Regions from separate parts of the Homo sapiens genome. Here region 2 is linked to region 1. Evidence: chromatin contacts called from ENCODE Hi-C or POLR2A ChIA-PET data. All regions are on one chromosome and are shown on one strand. The core of a region is the stretch at or near the end of the contact, and the rest is flanking DNA. Distances in the headings are between cores, read along the strand shown. Region 1 has its middle 25 kb from the start of SLC14A2. Region 2 overlaps SLC14A2 (solute carrier family 14 member 2).

Evidence for each region. A loop is a pair of places that touch in the nucleus more often than their neighbours do. ChIA-PET counts read pairs that join two places held with the same protein, here RNA polymerase II (POLR2A).
Region 2: a loop to region 1 is called in a map of prostate gland, with 3 times the contacts of the local background. The contact joins two enhancer-like sites. A Hi-C loop is called at or near these places in 1 of 168 maps with a recorded cell type or tissue (prostate gland). POLR2A ChIA-PET finds 5 or more read pairs at or near these places in 2 of 52 experiments (WTC11 and activated naive CD4-positive, alpha-beta T cell).

What each region holds. Positions count from the first base shown.
Region 1 is chr18:45,588,418-45,591,656 of GRCh38, forward strand. It overlaps a transcript of SLC14A2 not described here. Among named protein-coding and RNA genes, the nearest start is that of SLC14A2, 25 kb to the right of the region's middle. RefSeq lists an enhancer at 1-2,347. Within about 2 kb of position 1,759, at least 8 of the 41 ENCODE cell types and tissues checked have a DNase peak (open chromatin) inside an H3K27ac peak, as active enhancers do.
Region 2 is chr18:45,637,298-45,640,536 of GRCh38, forward strand. SLC14A2 (solute carrier family 14 member 2) reads left to right here. Exons shown (of 20, transcript NM_007163.4): 7 at 2,449-2,596. The region is part of intron 7 of LOC105372093 (a long non-coding RNA gene); the gene reads right to left. Among named protein-coding and RNA genes, the nearest start is that of SLC14A2, 23 kb to the left of the region's middle. Within about 2 kb of position 1,519, at least 5 of the 41 ENCODE cell types and tissues checked have a DNase peak (open chromatin) inside an H3K27ac peak, as active enhancers do.

The DNA.
Region 1 (3,239 bases), core at 509-3,008:
CACCCACATGGCTGGAGGCATTCTCCCTAATGAAGTCATCCCAAAGGACTACAGCTGAATGTCTTCCAACCCCTAAGGATGGGATGAGGAGAAATGACCTTAAGTCATGTGACATCCATCGGCCCTGTGAAAGACTTCCTATGTTGTGAGCTTAGAGGTAGGGTGCAGCTGCCAGAGGGTGTTACTAAAACTCCTCTCTGGTGATCTCTGAGGAGAATGGGGATACCCACGGTCCTCACGGCTTTGGATAAAGCAGTGTGCAGGCAGGGGGATTGATTTTGTGACCTTTCCCAGTTTCCTCCAGCCTGTTCCAGCTACAATTCTACGATAAAAGCATTAGAGGGCCCAGAGGTGGTTTAGCCTCACTTCTCCCATTCTGGTGATTGAAGACATTTTTTCTAAAACCCTATAAACCCTAAACCGTAATTCTTTTACAGCAAAGGGAAAGACAGTACAGTCATGCACAGTTTGAAGCAAGGGAGTTACAGGGAGAGGTGAAAGGGAGAGGAAGGTCTGTTTAGATTGTGGTTGTCTTTTTTTGTTTGGGGTTGGTGGGTGGGGGGGGGTGTTAAATGTGAAGTTTGATGACTGAACAAAGAGAGCAAAGGAGAAAAAATGTGAAAAAACTCAAACCTGCAGTTTTCTGATACACAGAAGGGAAACCCAAACTCCACTCATTATGGCACATATTTATGGCAGATCATAACATTAAATTACAACTCGGCGGCCTCGGCCAGGACTGTGGAGTTCTTCCCATGTGCTTCCAATTAAGCCTGTTTGAAGTTGCCCTGGATATTTATTTGTAGGGGATTTACTGCACAGAACGATTAAAGTTTGTTCTTGTTAAGAGTTGGGGGCTAGTTTTGGGGGTGGGGAGCTGGAAAGGAAAAAAAGCTGGAGAGAGAAAGGGGGGCTGCAAGGTACCCCAAATGAATATACGTGTATGTCTTAAAGTGCACACAAACACACACACAAGGGCCCTTTGTTTTCAACATGGTGAGGGGCCAACATCTCTGACTGTGATTTTGTTTATAGGAAATCCTTTATAATGCACGTTTAGTGTTTCCATATGGAATTCTCATAGGACATTTCCCCGCACCACCCTCCCCACTCCCCTTTTTTTATTTGGATAAGGCAAGAGAAAAGGGACTGTACATTCCAAAGATTCATAGTCATTCCGGATCAAATTCAATGGATTTTGGCAAGAGTTGAAAAACCCAGATGCAGGGCTTCAGCCTCCCGCTGAGCCGCCTCCAGCTGCGAGTGTCTGGTGGAGGCACTTTGTAAAATCATGAAAACCCTATTAAATTCATGAAATATGATATACTGTCGTTTCAGACTAACTTTCCATTGAACTGTCCATGAAGAGAGAATTTGGTTAACTTGCTGAAGAAGAGGGAAGTGGCAAGGCTGGGGCAGGGAGGGGAGGAGGGAGGCGCTATTGAAGAAAGAATGCAAAGAAAGGTAAGGAATTCTGAGGAGCTTGCAAATTTCTGTGTCTGAGCGTGAGAGCTCCTTAGGACCCCAGCAGAACTGGGCTTTCTTGAGGTTTGGCTCTTCTCAGAAAATGAGGTGGTCGCCATCATTCCTCTCCCAAGTGGGTGAATATCTCATTTTGACCACTTTAGCTGCTGGGATGATTTGCTTCAGAGCGCATGAGACTCCAGCAATTCTTTGGCAGACATTTAGGTTCTGCCCCACCTTGTCTTCTAGCTGAGAGGCCAAAGGCAGAGAGAGAAAGAGGGAGTAACTTGCCCAGGGTCCAACAGTTTGAAAACCCAGAGTTCCTGAATCCCAGTTTGGCTCTTTCCATCAAAGCATGTCCCTTCCCTGGATAAATGAGATAGAGAGCTTCACTGCGGGTGCTGGCTCTCCTTGCCTCAGATCAGAGCTGCTGACAACATTGTTTTTTGCATAAACTCACAGGCCCATACTCCCCCCAGCTATGAAATGGTCCATCCTAAAGAAGTTGGACAGTCTTAGTTCATTTCCCACTGGACTATAATTCACATCGTAAAACTATTGCATGTTTATTTTCAAACAGAACAGGGTGAGGAGTCTCTGGAGGTGAATTGGTTTTGTTTTCTGGAAACCGCCACAGGACATGGGCAATTGCAGGAGCTCACGTGTGTGTACAGAGTTTGTCTTGCAGAAAGCCAAGCGGGGCTCTCCTTTCCCAGGTCTTGGCACCCTAGGGGTCTAAAGTCCAGACCCCTGGAATGTAAGGGCAGACAGGAACATCAGGACCCACCTGCCATTCATGCAAAGGCCCTGAAGTAGGAATGTCACACCCTGCAGTTGGCAGCATCTCTGACCCAGCTGCCAGGGACAGCTTCATGCCTAGAAAATTATCAGAGTAAAAGCTGACATTGATTGAGTGCTTACAGTGTGCTAAGGCACTGTTCTAAGGCACTGCTCTAGACATGGATTAAATCACTTCATCCTAACAACCCTGCAACGTAATGATATTATCCCCATCTTGCAGATGACAAAATTGAGGCAAGTCGCCCAATGTCTCACAACAGACTAAGATCACATAACCAACATGAGTGACTGAGCCAGTATGTGAACCTCAGCATGGGTGCTGCAGAGTCTGAACTCTCAAATTGCCACCACCCTCCCCACTCCCAATCCCACCCCAACACACAGACCTAAATACCACATGTCAGTCACTGAGGTCTTAACTCTCCCTCTTCTCACCCCCATTGGAGGTGTATTTTTTTATTTAAAGTTTTCCTACCCTCTCCTTACTCTTCTGATATGCAAATATCCCTGAGGGTGGTAATAGCTTGTTACTAATAATCTAAGCCAATGCTTCTCCAACTGTAATGGGCATACACATACCCCCAGCAGTCCTGTTCAAATGCAGATTCTCATTCAGTAGGTCTGTGGAGGAGTCTGAGATAACAATATTTCTTGTTTTGTTTTGTTTTTTTGAGATGGAGTCTCGCTCTGTTGCCCAGGCTGGAGTGCAGTGGTGCGATCTCAGCTCACTGCAACTTCCGCCTCCCGGGTTCAAGCAGTTCTCTGCCTCAGCCTCCCAAATAGCTGGGATTACAGGTGCCCACCACCACACCCAGCTAATGTTTTTGTATTTTTAGTACAGACAGGGTTTCACCATCTTGGCCAGGCTGGTCTTGAACTCCTGACCTCGTGATCCACCCACCTCGGCCTCCCAAAATGCTGGGATTACAGGCATGAGCCACCACGCCCAGCCGAGATAACAATATTTCTAACAA
Region 2 (3,239 bases), core at 269-2,768, 49 kb after region 1:
GATGGGCCTCAGCAGGGTATCAGAAAGGGTTGCTGCCACATCCATAGATCCTTTCAACAGTACTTATTGAGCATGTAACATGGCCTGGACACTTTTTCAGATACTGATAATACAAGACAATGACATCCTGCTCTTAGGAAGCCTACATTCTATACGGGGAAACAGATAACATGCAAGTGAACAGATAAGCGTTGACAGTACAGAACTGTGGTGGTTGAGTGAAAGATATTAGATAAAATGTATAGTCAGATAAAGGGGCAAGATACTAAAATAAACATTTAAAATTGGGATTTTAAAGGCATTAGCATAGAAGACAGAGGGTTAATTTTTATATACTCTCTCTCTTAGTGGTTCTCAGGCAGGGATAATTTTGCCCCTTGGAGACATTAGGCAATGTCTGGAGACATTTTTATTGTCAAGACTAGAGAGGTCCCCAGCACGCTGCTCCCAGGCCACTTCCCTCTTTCTCTTTGAAACAACAGAGAAAGGCCTTCCTTTTCCTTTTTGTTTAATCAGCTTATTGTTGCTATATAAGAATTATGAGGAGTGTGAAGAAGGCCTGGTGCTTAGTAAATTTCCATGGCACACCTGACTGCCCTTCACACCAGGGTGTCAGCTGCGGCCTGGGAGCAGCGTGCTGGGAGGGAAGGCCGCCCTGGGGCACAGCTCACCAGGCTGAAATATAGATCCCAGCGGAGGAAGCTTCATTCTAAACCCAGGCTCCATTCCAAGGCCACTCATTCCCTCATTCCTCTCATTCTTGACCGCTTGGGCTTAAAATCTGCGTTCCCGGATGGAAAGGTGGACGTGAACTCCCCTCAGCATCCCGCATTCCTCAGATGTTGGCAATCATGGGATATTTATTAAATAGACTTCCAGCCTGTTCCCAACATTTAAGCTGAGTTCCCTGGTCTGGTACAAAGTGTTTTCTGGGTTTCTATAAATAAATATGATTGAGTACCCCTCCCTTGCCATTCCTTTCGCAAGATTATAAACTCTGGTCCAAACAGCATTTGGTTATTAAAAGACCATTCATTCAGAGACAAGAGTGAGCAAAGTTTAAGAGCCCTCTAGGCTCTTCAAATACTACTCCCTGAAGAAATCATACTTATTCCAGAATTAAATCAAATTGTCAAAAAGTACAAAATTTGGTCCAAAGGGAGAAACTAAATTATTCCCAACATCTACAGCAACGTCTACAGTAGATCATCTATAACTAATCTCCCATCGCACACTAGACTCACCTGAGGACCTGCCATGCCCCATATCAATTAAATCAGAATGTCTAGGGAAGAGCTGGGCATCAGTATTTGTTTAAAGATTCCCAGGGGATTCCACTGTACAGCAAAGTTTGGGAACCACTGACCTAATCAATTCCTATTTGTTAAGCACCTATGGTGTACCTGGGCATAAAGGGCCCTGTCCTCACAGAGGTCATGTGACCTGGCAATGGTGAAAAGAACTACAGAGTCTTAAAGCTGGAAGATCATCTGCCAAGCCAGCCTCTTGTTACAGACGAGGATGTGACATGCTCACAGTCACACAGTGAACTGTGCAGAGCCCTGATGGAAGCTAGAGCCCTCTACTCCCAGGCCAGTGCTCTGCCTGCCCTGCCATTCTCCCTCCTTTCTTTTTCTGCCCTCAAAGGACTCCAAAAATATCGACAATTCAGCCTGGCCACAGAAAAGCCATCTGTCAGCACTGCCAAACAAATTCTCCCCAATTCCAGCACCAAGTTACTCTCAGGCTCAGGGATGTCTGGGCTTCAGGCCATTCTCCAGATGTGCCACATACTACCTTTCTACAATGCTATGCGGTCTTCGAGAGCAGGGGGCATGCCTACTGCTCCTTTCCAAAGGCTCACAACCCCCCAGGGTAGCAGTGAATGGGCAGGGGCCGCCAAAGAGGACGTGTCAGCAGTGGCTTGACAAAGAGACAGCAAGGGTGACAAAGACCTCAGACCTGAGCTAGGGGTCAAGCTCAGAGCCTCTAGCCTGCACTTGACCAACAACAGGCTGGGTGACTTTTAGTCAAATCATACATCAAAATGGCCTACTGTATTTTCAATATTCCTAGAATATTTGTATGGATTTCAGAAGGTCTAGAGGAAATCCCCGAGAGCCCTGAAACTCCCAGCGGCATTCTAGGGAGGAGGTGCATTCTGGTCCCCTCAAAGCAGAAGCCGTATGTTCCTCAGAAGCATCCATGCCCAGCCCATGTTGGGGGCCCTGGCTTTGCATGAGGGATGCTCACATGCCTGCTGGGTGGTAGAGTGAGGAGCTGTTTGTTCCAGCTCATGCCTCCCATGTTCTCTCACATGCTGGAGGGTACAGTCATCCTCCCGTTCCACTCCATTACTCCCCCGAGGAATGGCTCAAATCTGGCCCTGAGTCTGGTTTTTGCATTATTGTCCATGCTCCAGTGACCTGTATTCTGTTAACTTTGCAGCTGTTACAAGCCATCCCTGTTGGGGTCGGCCAGGTGTATGGCTGTGACAATCCCTGGACAGGCGGCGTGTTCCTGGTGGCTCTGTTCATCTCCTCGCCACTCATCTGCTTGCATGCAGCCATTGGCTCAATCGTGGGGCTGCTAGCAGGTAGGACAGAGCTCCCTCTCTTCAGGTCCTCAGGATAATTCACTCAAGGTCACTTTTCCCCTACATACAGCAAATCTTCCAGACATTCTCTTCCCTGCAGTTTTAAATACTTTCAGGGAGACAGGCACGGTGACTTATGCCTGTAATCCCAGCACTTTGGGAGGCCGAGGCACATAGATGACCTGAACTCAGGGTGAAAACCCATCTCTACTAAAGAAAAAAAAGTACAAAAATTAGCTGGGTGTGGTGGTGGGCACCCATAATCCCAGCTACTTGGGGAGCTGAGGCAGGAGAATCACTTGAACCCAGGAGGTGGAGGTTGCAATGAGCCAAGATCGTACCACCTCACTCCAGCCTGGGAAATAGAGTGAGACTCCGTCTTAAAAAAAAAAAAAATACATGTGGAGAGATGCAAGGGGGTAAGAACCAAGTTGGCCTGCAAACTGAGCCCCTGGAGCTGAGGATGCTGGAGAGACACAGGGGTAGGGGCGGGAGCAGTAACCAAGACCAACTGTGATAAAATAAATGGCCCAGCACTCTGAAATTTTTGGTAAGATACAAAGAAAATTGTTCTCAAACATTGGATTGCCACTTAACAAATGTGCTTTAATATTGCTACCTGTGTATATGTATGTATACACAT